Linked DNA regions of Homo sapiens: region 2 is linked to region 1. Evidence: chromatin contacts called from ENCODE POLR2A ChIA-PET data. All regions are on one chromosome and are shown on one strand. The core of a region is the stretch at or near the end of the contact, and the rest is flanking DNA. Distances in the headings are between cores, read along the strand shown. Region 1 overlaps NCKAP5L (NCK associated protein 5 like). Region 2 overlaps LINC02395 (long intergenic non-protein coding RNA 2395).

Region 1 (7,249 bases), core at 3,433-5,932:
TTCTTGTTTGTTTTCATCCTCGGTCTCCCAGGTGAAGGGGAATGTTGAAGGAGAGGTGGTGGTTAAGGAAGCCCTGGGTTTGCTCATGTAGGGGCACATTCTCCCTGGGTTACTTTTCCCTCTGCTGGCTCTCCTGGGCCTGGGAAGCCCTCTGCCCTGGGCCCTGCTGCCTATGAAGGTGAAGCTGCAGCAGGAGGTGTTTAGGTTAAATCCCAAGGAAGCCTTCCTTACCGCTGTGAGCCGTTGGAATGGATAATGGAAGCTCCCAGGGAGGTCAGTTTCCCAGAAAGTGGCTAATGCTGGAGTCACTGTCAGACTGAAGGATGCAGCTGTTACTAGGCAGAAGCTGCTGTTCCCTCTTGGGGTGTGGCTCTGAGGCTGGCCAGCCAGAGGCCCCGTTAGAAGGAGGAAGAGAAAGGGCCCTTGCCTGACAGCCGAAGTGGGGTCCCTGACCCCATCATGCCTGAGTCACCAGAGCTGCATCTCTCAAAACAAGTGCCCTTTCTAGCCCCTGCTTCTCAGCCCCCTCCCCCAGTTCACCACCGCTCTCACTGTCTCCTTCGACAACCCTCACCCGAACCTGGCAGGTTCCCCGAGCCCCAGTCTGGCTGCATTAATGGACTGATTGGATTTTCTATACTTGGAGTTTGGGATTTCTGATTGAACATGCAAATTTATGTAAATCAATCTGGGATCTGCCACTACATCAAAACAACACAGAGCATAGGCTGGAAGGAATCCTAGAGACAGTCTAGTCCAACGCCCTCATGTTAAAAATGGGGAAACTGAAGTCCAGAGGGGGAAGTGATTCATGCGGTGGTGAGTGTCAGAGGCAGGACTCCTGATTCTGCTGTGTAGTTTTACATGGTCCCATTCTGCGTTAATGTTTTATGCATGAGGTAGCCTGGCTGGATTTAAGGCAGAGAGGGCCAGTTCTTGAACCTGAGATAGCAGAAAGCTGGGCCCTTGGAGAGTCAGAGTGTTATCGCAGGACCCTCCAGGGGCTCTGGTCAGCTTTGTAACATACCGAGGAAAAGCAGCTTCAAATCCCTGAGAACAAGACCCATAATATTTTCCCCCAGACACTGACCTGGAGGGTTGGAGGCTAAGGTCATTGGTTGCTGCCTGTCTTGGCCCTTGTGGTTTCTCAGGAGCTTAGATTTTGTCTGTCCCGGCATCTGTCACAGTACCAGGCACGCAGCAGGCCGTGGATGGACCTGCATATGCAATGCCTCCATCTTTGTTTATCCTTCTCTCCTAGTTTGAGTCTCTACTGGTTCCCTCCGGGGACACAGTGGGAAAAGGTCGTTGGTCTCTTAGGATGCTTTGCCCACCGTCCTCTGCCCTCTTGGAGGGCAGACGCCAACTGGACCTCCTCTGCAGGTTTCTACGGCACTGGCCAGACAGGCCTTGCTGTAGGAAGGATCTCTTTATTTTAGGATCAATACCAAGGATGCAAGGGGGCTTCAGAGATGGGCTGGGGTCCCCAAGAAGCAGTCTTCCCCATTTCTTGACTCTTCTTGATCTGATCTGCCTACCTGGCTGTAAGGTGCTCCCCACTCCCACTTCATGGACTGTGCCTGTGGCGTGGGGCTGTTCGGAGGGCTGAGCACTCACTTACCCTGTGGTGCCTGGGCACACTGTATAGATGTGGAGGTGCCTGAGGCAGCTGTCAGCCTGCTTTGTGACACTCTGGGAGGGTGGGGCATGGGCTTAAGAACAGAGGCCTTGACTCCCAGCTAAGGCTACTCACCAGGCCCTGCTGCAGCCTAGGAGGGAGCTTGGGACACATATCTGGGTCTTTCTTCACCTTCTCCCCAAACCCAAGTCTGGAGGACTCTGGAACGAGTACCCCTGTCTTCAGCACCTTCCCAAAACACTGCAGATATGGAACTGGCACCCTCACCCCCCACCGCCCAGCAGCCCTCGGCGCCTGTGTCTGTAGTTCTCTGTGAGGGGAAATCCTTCTCCTTGGGCCTCAGTTTCCCAGCCAGTGTTCCTGGATTAATCATGCATCACCACTGGGGTGTGGCATCTGCTCAATCATTACCATTTTCCCAGCTCTGGGAGTTAGGCAGATGAAAGAGGCCAGGCTGTTATTAAGGTGAATTATTGTTGCTGTTATTACTGATTTCTAAAACCCAGCACCAGCAGCTGCTGAGAAGAGCCCAGTCAGGCACAGCACTGTGAACCTTATGCTGGTCCTTGAACTCTGGGAATTCTCCAATATCCACTATGCTTTTTTTTTTTAATGTATAGATGTCTTAAAGGAGAGAAGACCCCATTCTGCTGCTCCTGCTGTTGCCTGCAGGGCTTGAGTGACAGGTGCTGCTTAGGACCTGTGGTCTGCATGTCTCCTCACTCTCATGTAGTTCAGCCTGAAATTGCCCCTGCCCTTAGACACTCTGGGTAGGCCAATGGTCAAGGTTTTTCTAGGCAGGGCTGTGAGGGGCCCTGGAACTCCCGTAGTGTGGCTCTGGGGTTCTCAGCAGTTGCAGTTCCCAGGGGCTGATTTACCTCACTCCCAGCTGGCTTGATGGGGGAGCTGTAATCGGCCCTTCTGTACAAGGATCTGTTCAGACACCCCCAGAACCTGCCCACAGCAGCACCAGGCACTTCCAGGGTCATTTACCCCACTTGCCCCAAACTTCCCCCTGCCCTCTGCCTCTGACCCTGACCAGACTGTCCCCCTTCCCAGGGACCTAGAATAAACCCAACTTTTACCCAGGTGGAAGTGCCCCTGACCAACTTCTGAATAGTGGTGTTACCATGCTCACACCACAGCCTGGGGTTAGGAGGGCCTCTCTGCTAACCCAGGGCAAGATTGCTGGAGAAGAAAGGATGTGAAGGCATCAGCAGCCCTGGATTGGAGCCCCCACATTCATCTGACCGGCCACCTCACCTGCTCCCTTGTCCTAGGGGCCTGGAAGAGGTTGGATGCCACAGCTGGGAGGAGCTTTGGAAATCAACTTGTTGAGTAGTTGGATTCCTTCTAATATTTTTTGCAGTTTTATTTTTTCATCAGGTTTTATAAATATAGTTTGAAAATTGAAATCTCTGCTGGGCACGGTGGCTCATGCCCAGCACTGTGGGAGGCCAAGGTGGGCGGATCACTTGAGGTCAGGAGTTCAAGACCAGCCTGACTAAGACGGTGAAACCTCATCTCTACCAAAAAATATAAAAATTAGCTGGGTGTGGTGGTGTGAACCTGTAGTCCCAGCTACTGGGGAGCCTGAGGTGGGAGGATCACTTGAACCCAGGAGGCAGAGGTTGCAGTGAGCAGAGATTGAGCCACTGCACTCCAGCCTAGGCAACAGTGAGACCCTGTCTCAAAAAAAAAAAAAAAAAATCTCACTCCCACCTCCATCGCGTTCTCCCCCATAATCATTTATTAGTTTCTTGTATATCCCTTGAGTTTCCTTACACAATACCAAATACACACAAATATATATTCTTTTTTTCATTCTTACCCAAAATACAGCGTAGCATGTCTACTGTATTTGTTGCCTTACCTATTAGCAGTACCTGGGTGTGCCTGGATTTCTCCTGCCGCCTATGTCGGCTCTCCTGTTTCTGGCTGTCTTAGTCTGTTTGAACTGCTATAACAACATACCATAAACTAGGCAGCTTAGAAACAACAGAAATTTATTTCTCACAGCTCTAGAGGCTGGGAAGTCCAAGGTGAAGGCAAGGGCAGATTTGGTGTCTGGTGAGGGCCAGCTTTCTGATTCCTGGACAGAGGCTTCTTATTGTGTCCTCACATGGTGGAAGGGGTGAGGAATCTCACCAGGCCTCTTTTCATAAGAGCACTAATCCCATTCATGAGGGCTCCACCTCCATGACCTATTTACCTCCCACAGCACCACCGCCCCGCCGCCCCACAATAGCATTACCTTGGGTATTAGGATTTCAACATGTGGATTTGGGGGGATACAAACATTCAGACCATAGCACTGGCCTTGACCACTCATCCCAGGGTTCCCCAGTTGGCCCCAAGTCATGAGCAGTGTTTGTTCACCTTTGTATACCAAACTTCATTCAGATGCCAGGATTCAGGTCAAACCGGCCTCTGAGGAATTCTCAAGCTATATGAGCGGCCTGTTCATTCAGCCAGCAGATTATTTAGAATTTACTGTGTGCCGGATGCTGTGCTAATCTCTAGGGATACAGTGGTGATCAAAAAAGTCCACGTTAATCAAGTAATTAAACAGTTTTATAATTATAGCTGTGATAAGGGTTGCAAAGAAAGGACATGTGCTATAAGAGCAAGTGCTCCAAGGACCTGCCCCACCTAGTGTTGGGGGTGGCCCGTGCCGAGGCACATGACATGGCACACATGCTGGGAGCAGGAGTCAGGCCAGGACTGCAGATGTGGGTACCATGTGGCCTAGAATGCTGGCTTTCTCAACTTGGCTTGAGTGGCTTCTCTTCTCCCCACTCCCGCAGTCTGTGGGATGTCCTGGGCCCCTTGAGTTTTATTGTGTCCAAGACAGGAGACCCCCTTCTCTGCCAGATGGTGCTGATCATTTCTCTTCCCCCACCCGCATCACATCGTCTTCTATTTCCCCAGCTCTGAGCCTGCAGGCTCCTGAAGCTGGAGGCTTTCTTTCCATTCCAGGCTGAGGGGAAGTTGGGGGGTGGGGATGGGGGTTTGCTTCTCACTTCCTCTGTAGACAGCACCTCACTTCCTGTCCCCCAGGCTAGAAGAAGGCTAAAACTCTTGGCTTTGCTGTCCCTTCCTTTCTCCTCCCTGACTGCTTTCCTGGAAAGCCTACAGGCCTTGAAGGAGCAAGGCAGCATCAAAGCCAGCAGCTTATCCCTGAAGGCCCTGCCGAGCTCCTTACCCCACCCTTACCCCGCACAAGGGACCTGGCTCCTCAGCTGCAGTCCTTTTCTAGATGGGATATTCTTCTCTCCTGTGCCCTGCAGGGGAGAGGAGTCAGAGTCAGAGGGCTCACCCCCATTTTACAGGAAGGAAACTGAGGCCCAGAGGGGTGCCAGCTTCACCTAGGGTCACGCGGTTTGGCTGCATGAATCTCAGGAGCAGAATCCCAAAAGCCTGACTCCTGTTTGTGATCACAAACAAGAGCAGAGCCCAGTGGGGGCTTGTGGGTGAACCAGAGCTGTTTTCTCCTCCCAGCGTAGAGCTGACAGCTTGGGGTGTCACCTCTGGGCTCTGGCTGGATGGTGCCCACTAGCTGAGCACTGGAGTTGCTTGAGTGCAGAAGGCATATTGGCTGGCCAGAGCCTATTCTTTTTGTAGAAAGAAGCCAGGAGATGGGGGCCTGGGTGCAGTGGCTCACGCCTGTAATCCCAGCACTTTGGGAGGCCAAGGTGGGTGGATCACAAGGTCAGGAGATCGAGACCATCCTGGCTAACACGGTGAAACACCGTCTCTACTAAAAATACAAAAATTAGCCAGGCATAATGGCACGCGCCTGTAGTCCCAGCTACTCGGGAGGCTGAGGCAGGAGAATCGCTTGAACCCGGGAGATGGAGGTTGCAGTGAGCCGAGATCGCGCCACTGCCTTCCAGCCTGGGCGACAGAGCAAAACTCCATCTCAAAAAAAAAAAAAAAAAAAAAGGCCAGGAGATAAAGTTTGGGGGATGGGCACTAGGAGCTGGAAGGGTATCTGCCCAGCACTCCTCCCCGTGCAGGTGCAGCCTCCCAGGCCCTATTGTCTCAGACCTGGGAGAAAATACTAATAGCTGATGTTTCAGTGGTCAGCTCTGCCATCACCTCCAGGAGCCTCTCTGCCTTGGTTCCTCCTGTGGGGCCCAGCATGTGTCTCTGGTTATGCCCAGGATATTGAAAAGATGCCAACTCCCTAATTCGGCCAGGGGATAGGAGAGGAGTTAGTTATTGGCATGGGCCAGGGAAGCAGGAAACCATCACCTTCAAATGTCCTTAGATCCAGCTGCACTGAGTCATTCTGGTTCCATATACACCCAGAGGTTTCTGCCTCCTCACTTCTGTTGCTGCCTTTCCTTCTGTGTGGAATGACACCCTTCCCTTTTGGTTGTATGTAAACCCCACCTGTCTTTACCTTCTGTTCACTTGATGTCTCCAATTCTGAAAAACGGTTTCAGCTTTAGCTTAATATTTCTCTCCTGATTTTTAAAGTTCTTCAAAAGACTCCTCTTATGGAACTTCCTTCATAGTACAGCTATCTATCCACATGTCTGTTTTCTTTTCTTCCCTTGAGGCAGAGTCTTGCTATGTTGCCCAGGCCGGTCTTGAACTCCTGGGCTCAAGCAATCCTCTGCTTCTATGCATTCAACTTTTTAGAATCCACATATGAGATCACGTGGTATTTGTCTGGGCCTGGCTTATTTCACGTAACATAATGTTCTCCAGATTCATCCACGTTGTTACCAATGACAGGATTTCCTCCTTTTTTAGGACTGAATAGTGTCCTATTATGTGTATATAGCATCTTTTCTTTATCCATTCATCTACTGATGGATACTTAGGTTGGTTCCATATCTTGACTACAATGAATAAACATGGGAGTACAGATATCTCTTCAACATCCTGATTTAATGGTAGTTCTATTTAAGGGTTTTTAATTTTTTTTTTTTTTTTGAAGCGGAGTCTTGCACCGTTGCCCAGGCTGGAGTGCAGTGGCGCAATCTCAGCTCACTGCGAGCTCCACCTCCCAGGTTCAAGCTATTCTCCCGCCTCGGCCTCCCAGGTAGCTGGGACTACAGGTGCCCACGACCACGCCCGGCTAATTTTTTGTAGTTTTAATAGAGATGGAATGGTCTCGATCTCCTGACCTCGTGATCTGCCCACCTCGGCCTCCCAAAGTGCTGGGATTACAGGCGCGAGCCACTGCACCCGGCCTTTTTTTTTTTTTTTTTTTAAATACAAGGTCTTGTTGTGTTGTCTAGGCTGGTCTTGAACTCCTGACCTCAAGTGATCCTCCTGCCTTGGCCTCCCAAAGTGTTAAGATTATAGGTGTGAGCCACTGGGTCTGGCCTATTTTAAGTTTTTTGAGAAACTTCCATACTATTTACCATAGTGGCTATACTAATTTATATTCCCTCCAGTGGTGTACAAGGGTTCCCTTTTCTCCACATCCTTGCCAACACTTATTTGTCTTTTTTATAATATTCTAAATGTATGAGGTAATATCTCATTGTGGTTTAAATTTACATTTCCCTGATGATTCGTGATATCGAGCATTTTTTCGTATACCCACTGGCCATTTGTCTGTCTTTTAAGAAATGTCAGGCTCTGCACGGT
Region 2 (6,398 bases), core at 2,619-5,118, 100 kb before region 1:
TATCCCCATATCATATTTTCCTCAGTTATTGGAAAAACATTTCTATGGTGGTTTTCCATACAGAAGTTTAAAATTTTTTTATGTGGTTGAATGTATTAGTCTTTTCCTGTATGACTCTGGGTTTTCCATCCTGATTAGAAAAGCCTTCCCACTATGCTATGTGGGTGATGGGTTTGATTGTACCCCAAATCCCAGCATCCTGCAGTATAGCCTTATAACAAACCTGCACATATATCCCCCAAATCTAAAATAAAAGTTGGAAAAAAAGAAAGACTTTCCTATTCCAAAATGTAAATCAATTTACCCATACTTCCTTATAGAATTTACATGGCTTTATGACACTTAAATCTTTGACCCAAATGGAATTGTTTTGGTTCCATTTTTATGATCCCTCTCCAACAATATTCCAGGCATCCCAACACCATTGATTGAATATTGTATTTTCTCCATTGAGTTGAGTGGACATGTTTGAATCTTTCACTAAAGTTCTGGAGCCCCTTCCCTAGCTTAAGGTTCCTTTTGGCTTTAATGTGTCAGGGTGGATGCCGACCCATTGGAAGAGACAGGCATGGATGTGGAGTAAGGGAAAGAGGTAGAGCAGGGAGCAGAGGCTCTAACCTCTGTACCATCAGCTTGATGAGTGATCTTAACACATCATTTCTGCTTTCTGGGCCTCCGTTTCTCTGTAGAATGAGTAGAGAAGACCAGTTATTTTCTAAGGCCTCTTCCAGTTTGAATACTGTTTGATTCTAGGGATTGCAGAGAGCAAGTGTGTGGGAGTGACAGAGCAGGAACTGAAAATGAGACATCCATGGTATTTGTCAGTCTCTTCTTTGCCGGTCCTGCCCTCTCCCACCATCCACCACCCCTCACCCCCCAGCTCCCCTGTCCAAGGCCCAGGGGCCTGGGAACCAACCAGACCTTAGCCCTGGCAGGGGAGGGCAAGTCCCAAGAGAAGCTACTGATTGGGGGACAGCAGGCAGAGGACACAGTCCCCTGAAATATGCTGAGAAAGCCAGCCCTGTGCCAGCACCACTAGAGTCTAATCACCTCCAAGGCCCTAGACCCATCCCAAGAGAGGAAGGGCTGGGTAGGACCGGAAAGCGCCACTCCGAAGGTGGGATGTGACTGTAGGAACACACACATGCACACACACACACACACATGCACGCATATGCACACATGCACGATACACACACACATGCACGCATGCACACACATGCACACACACATACACACACATGCACGCATATACACACACACATGCACACATGCACGCACACACGCATACACACACACATGCATGCACACATCATCCCAGGATGCATACACACAAAAGGGGGCAAAATTACTTGGGCTTTGCAGTGAGACAGACCTCCGTTCAAATCCCTGCTCCACCACTTAATCTGTATGATCTTGGCAAGGTATTTAAATTCCAGAGCGTCCTCGAGAATGAACTTTGCAGGATTTTTGTGACAACTCAGTGAATCCTAACACAGTGCCTGGGACACAGTAGGAGGCCACTTTAGGATATTCTGTGTCCCCTCCTGCTCCCTCTTTCTCTGTCCTAGATGCTTGAGTCTTTGATCAGGCCATAGCATGGTGCAATAGAAAGAGATCTTGGCCCTGGGGTCAGACCACCCTGCATTTGAATCCCACCCATGCAGCTTCATTACCTCACATCCATAGAGCACTCGGCATGGCGCCGGGCCCACAGTGGGCACACAACAAGTGGTGTAAATACTACTGCTAGGTTCATCTTCAATGAGCCCAGGAGCTTACTGAGGCCAGCATCCAGGTAGGACCAGGTAGGACAGGGTGTTCAGGCCTGGAGAGAAGAAGGCGTGAGTCTGAGGGATTCACTAACAAAGGCTTAAGACGATCATGCAGTAATGATCCGATGGCCCCACTGGGAGTCTTGACACTGACTCATCCTCATGTTCGATTCAGTTCTAGGCAGCCTTCACAGAGCCATTTCCTGGCCTACACCCCTGTCATTCCCAGCCAGTCAATAAGCCACCATCAATAAGGCTGCCAGATAAAATCTAGGACACACAGTTACATTTGAATTTCAGATAAATATTGAGTTTTTTTTGATATAAATGTGTCCCAAATATTGCATAGGGCATACTTATGCTAAGAAATTCTTATCTGAAATTCAAATTTAACTGTGCGTCCTATATTTTTATTTGCTAAAGATGGCACCCCTAGCCACTTGATCACCCACCACTTATAATAGTAATGACTTACATTTGTGAACACTTAAGCGACCATTACATCAGCTGCGTGCCGCCCTTTGCAGTCAAGGTCACGTCCACTAGCTGGTACATCCCTCCTTTGAAGAGGTGGCACATGACATTGTGGCGAGGGGACGTGCAGGCACTGCTGAGCCTCCTCAGCTCACTGAGGAGGCCCGGGGGGGCACCGGGCTCACTGGGAGTGGATGGGAGCCCTTAGTCAGCAATATCATTATTATTACCTGCCTTTAACAAGCAAAAAAACTGCAGTGCATTCATTTAACAAACGTGTACTAAGCCTGGTGCTTTTCAAGGCCTGAGAGGAGAGGTTAACTGATGTGCACAGTCCCCCGGCTGGTGGATGATGGCCAGCTGAACTCTGCAATCCTAGGCGGAGGCGGTCAAATGATTCTCCACCCTCTCCATCATGCCAATGCTGGAGAATCCCCAGCAATACATTGCAAGTGTGTCTGAATCTTCTGTGTATGTGTTCGTCTCCCTCCCCAGCCGGCTCCACTCCTCTTACCTCACTCCAGGCTGGGAGCCCCAGTGGCTAGAGACAGTCTTATTAACCTTAGGATTCCACTGAGGAGCTCAGAGTGGGTGCCCAGTAATTACAGGGAGTTATTGACGGGGGTCCCCTCTTTACCAAGCCACTGCTTCCTTGGGACCAGGGGCATGACACTGGTTACATACTTCCCACGGCCCTGCTCTTCTTCCTTCAGGTCACAAATTCCGAGGGCCTCTGGAAGGAGTCAAGAAAGGAAGGGCAGATACTTGGGTGGGACAGAAGAGGAGAGGTTGAAGACAGGATTAAGGCGGTAAAATACAAAACACATACTTACACAAATAACATTGTTTTGGCATCAGCAGTGCTGGCATTTACTGTGATGGGTGGGTCCCTAAAATTAAAGTTGATTGGGGAAGGGGTCAGGGCAGGGACAGGTTCAGAGTCAAGATACTCAGGGCAGTGCTGAATGAGTCTTAGAACACTAGCACGTAGGAGCAGCATTCCACAGCTGGCCCCTGCCCCTCACCCCACCCCAGCCCTTGGCCACTCCGCTCCAGCCACGCTGGCCACCCTGCCTGCGTGCTCCCTGTCAGGGCCTTTGCTCTTGCTGTTGACTGCTTGGAATGCTCTTCCCCCAAATGTCACTCAGTTGGCTCCCTTGCTTTTTCCAGTCTCCTTCTCAACAAGGCCAGCCCTGCCCATCCTGCTGAGTCCTGGAACTGCCACATCCCTGCCCTCCTCACCACCTTGCCTAGCACCGCTTTCCCCTGTCCACAGTATCTCTAACTTCTAGAACTTTTTGTTATTTTGCTCACTGATGTATCCTAACATTGCAGAATGGCACCTGGCATGGTGTGTGCTCAGTAAACATGTGTTGTGTTGAATTTGTTGAACTGAATCTGGAAGGACCTTGATCATCTAGTTATTTCTAACCAGGTGTGCTTTCCGAGTTTCCGGTGGAACTTGTCAAAACACCCCAATCAGAGTCCCTACCCCAGACCTCCCGAGTCAGCTTGAGGAGCTCCCCAAGGTTTCATATATTAAAAATCCCTTCTCTGGTGCAGTCTCCCCTCTTAGCAACTGGCTTGCCAAGGCTCCCAGAGGGCCCGCTCCGTCCAAGGTCACTGCATAGTTGGGGGCTGAGCCAGCAATCCCACAGTTCTCTCCACTTGGAGCCCATTCCAGCTCTTCAGGCGGATTGGACAGCACCTCCTAGGCCAGTCTGGGGGACCCTCAGTCCAGAACACTCATTATCAGAGAGAGTGCCTGGCACTGTTGTTCTCTGTTTAGTTTCCTCCCAGCCCAGTGCCTAGCACATAGCTGGAGCTCCATGATTTGCTTTTATTGTTTTCTGTCTTATTCTTGGTGAGCAGATATGCCTGGGCCTCGGTCCAGTTGATCTTCATTTCACGTTCTCCAGTGAGCTGAGCAGGCACAGGGCTGGAGAAGTGAGGAACGGAAGGATGCCCCTGCCTTTCTCACTATGACCTGAGTTTCGAAGCAACGTCCTGTGACAACGAGAGAACTGGCTTGGGGCCAGTTGTCTATTGCTGTGTGGTCTGAGCCGGTCTCATAACCATTCTGTTTCCCAGCCTGTAAAATGTGGCTGGCACCCGGGGTGGACATGAGGATCCCACCTGCCAAGGTATTGCTGGAGGCTCACCATACAAACCCAAGGTTGCACTCTTGTTCAATGCCTCCTGTGGCACCCCTCTACCCAAGGACAAAGTTCATTTCCTTGGCCTGGAACCTGAAGTTCTTCCACCTTGGCCCCAGTCCCCAGCCCCTTGCCTCATCTGCTGGCACTCCTCTCTACACACCCTTCACTCTGGCCACTGTTAGTCACCACCCTGAACAGGCCACACCGTATCACACCTCCACACCTTTACACAAACCGTTCCTTCTGCTGGGAATGTCCCCTCCCTTTGCTACCCAGAGAATCGCAGCATCGCCAGCCTCTGCAACACCTTCCTGTTCTGTCTGTATCTGATGTGGAGGCCCGCAGCCCGGGTTACACCCCTGGCTCCACCACCTACCTGCTGAGTGACCTCAGGCAAAGTTCTCTACCCTCTCAGCCTCAGTTTCCTCATCTGCAAAATGGAGAAGATAACAAGACCATCCTTCAGGGTGTTGTAAAGATGAACTGAGATCATGTGGGACCTGGCCCCTTCCTGGCACACACGAGGTGTAAATGATGACTGTTAGTACTATCCTTAGTGTTCCTATCAATACCTCACTCTGCCCAACTGCACTCAGGATCTCTGCCCTCTAAGGTGACCCAAGGACCCCCCAGGCCAGCTGATTCTGGAGAAGCATGGGGATGGGGAGATTTCCTGCAGTCAGCCCTTTCTCTCTCTTTCCCTCCCTCCCTCCCTTCCTTTTTTCCTTCTTTCCTCCCGCCTTCCTTCCTTTTCCTTTCTTTTCTTTTCCTTTCTTTCTTTCTTTTTCTTTCTTTCTTTCTTTCTTTCTTTTTCTTCTTTCTTTTTCTCTGTTTCTCTCTCTCCCTCTTTCCTTCCTTCCTTCCTTTTTTTCCTTCCTTCTTTCCTCTCTCCGTCTCTTTCTTTCTTTCCTTTCTTCTTTCTTTCTTTTCCTTTCTTCTTTCTTTTTCTCTGTCTCTCTCTTTCTCCCTTCCTTCCTTCCTTCTCTCTCTCTTTCCCTGCACCCTGCCTACCGCCCCCCCACCCACAACTACAAGAGGATTTTGCTCTGTCACACAAGCTGGAGTGCAGTGGTAAGAACACAGCTCACTGCAGCCCTGACCTCCTGGGTTCAAGCAATCCTCCCTCCTCAGCCTCCTGAGTAGCTGGAACCACAGGCATGTGCCACCACGCCTAGCTAATTGTATTTATTTAATTTTTGGTAGAGGCGGGGGTAGAGGTGAAGGGTCTCACTACGTTGCCCAGGCTGAACTCCTGGCCTTAAGCAATCCTCCCACCTTGGCCTCCCAGCATTGATCAGCCCTTTCTGATTAATGAAACAATTAGGAGGAGAACCATAATGGCAATGGAAACAGAACTCACCAAGAACAGCTGTGTTCTTATGCAAGGGTCTGGGTCACAGCAGGTGAGGGGGGAGTCTGGGGAAGGGGAGAGACTGCAGCTGCAATAGGGGTTGCACCCCCCACACGCCAGGCTTGACTGTGCTCCATCCCTGAGGGGAAGTGCCAGGGACGGCCCTGCTCACCTTCTGGCCTGGTCTTCCCATCTATCAGGGCCTGCAGGAGGGCATCACCATCACCCTCTCTCTTCTCCACAACAACCGCTAGAGGACAGTGGGCTGTGGAGTCAGACTGCCCCGGTTCAGGTCCCTGCCGCGCCCCTTTCTAGGTGTGTAACCTTGGACAAATTGCTCAACCACCTGTGCTTCAGTTTCTTCCTCATCTCTAAAGTGGGGACAATAATAACGACTCCTGCTTCACTGAACTGATAGGAGGATTAAATTGCCATCATGTCTTTAAGACGCTGAGCACGATGCCTGGAAGACAGTAAGCACTCAGGAAATGTTAGTTATTATTAATCATTTCCTTATCGGGGGGTGGGGAAATAGAAGGAAAGAGAAGTGAAGTAACTTGACCAAAGCCATCCAGCTTGTAAGTGGTGGAGCCAGGATTCCACCCACGGGTTGTTTGCCTCCAAAGCCAGAGTTCTCTC

Evidence for each region. ChIA-PET counts read pairs that join two places held with the same protein, here RNA polymerase II (POLR2A).
Region 2: POLR2A ChIA-PET joins it to region 1 with 10 read pairs in H1. The contact joins two enhancer-like sites. POLR2A ChIA-PET finds 5 or more read pairs at or near these places in 4 of 52 experiments (Caco-2, H1, WTC11 and 1 more).

What each region holds. Positions count from the first base shown.
Region 1 is chr12:49,818,649-49,825,897 of GRCh38, reverse strand. All of the region lies in intron 1 of NCKAP5L (NCK associated protein 5 like), which reads left to right. Among named protein-coding and RNA genes, the nearest start is that of NCKAP5L, 6.1 kb to the left of the region's middle. RefSeq lists enhancers at 1-86, 87-953. Within about 2 kb of position 4,682, at least 5 of the 41 ENCODE cell types and tissues checked have a DNase peak (open chromatin) inside an H3K27ac peak, as active enhancers do.
Region 2 is chr12:49,920,366-49,926,763 of GRCh38, reverse strand. LINC02395 (long intergenic non-protein coding RNA 2395) reads right to left here. Exons shown (of 6, transcript NR_110048.1): 2 at 3,083-4,838; 3 at 2,251-2,982; 4 at 1,677-1,828; 5 at 1,376-1,502; 6 at 425-683. Among named protein-coding and RNA genes, the nearest start is that of LINC02395, 12 kb to the right of the region's middle. Within about 2 kb of position 3,868, at least 4 of the 41 ENCODE cell types and tissues checked have a DNase peak (open chromatin) inside an H3K27ac peak, as active enhancers do.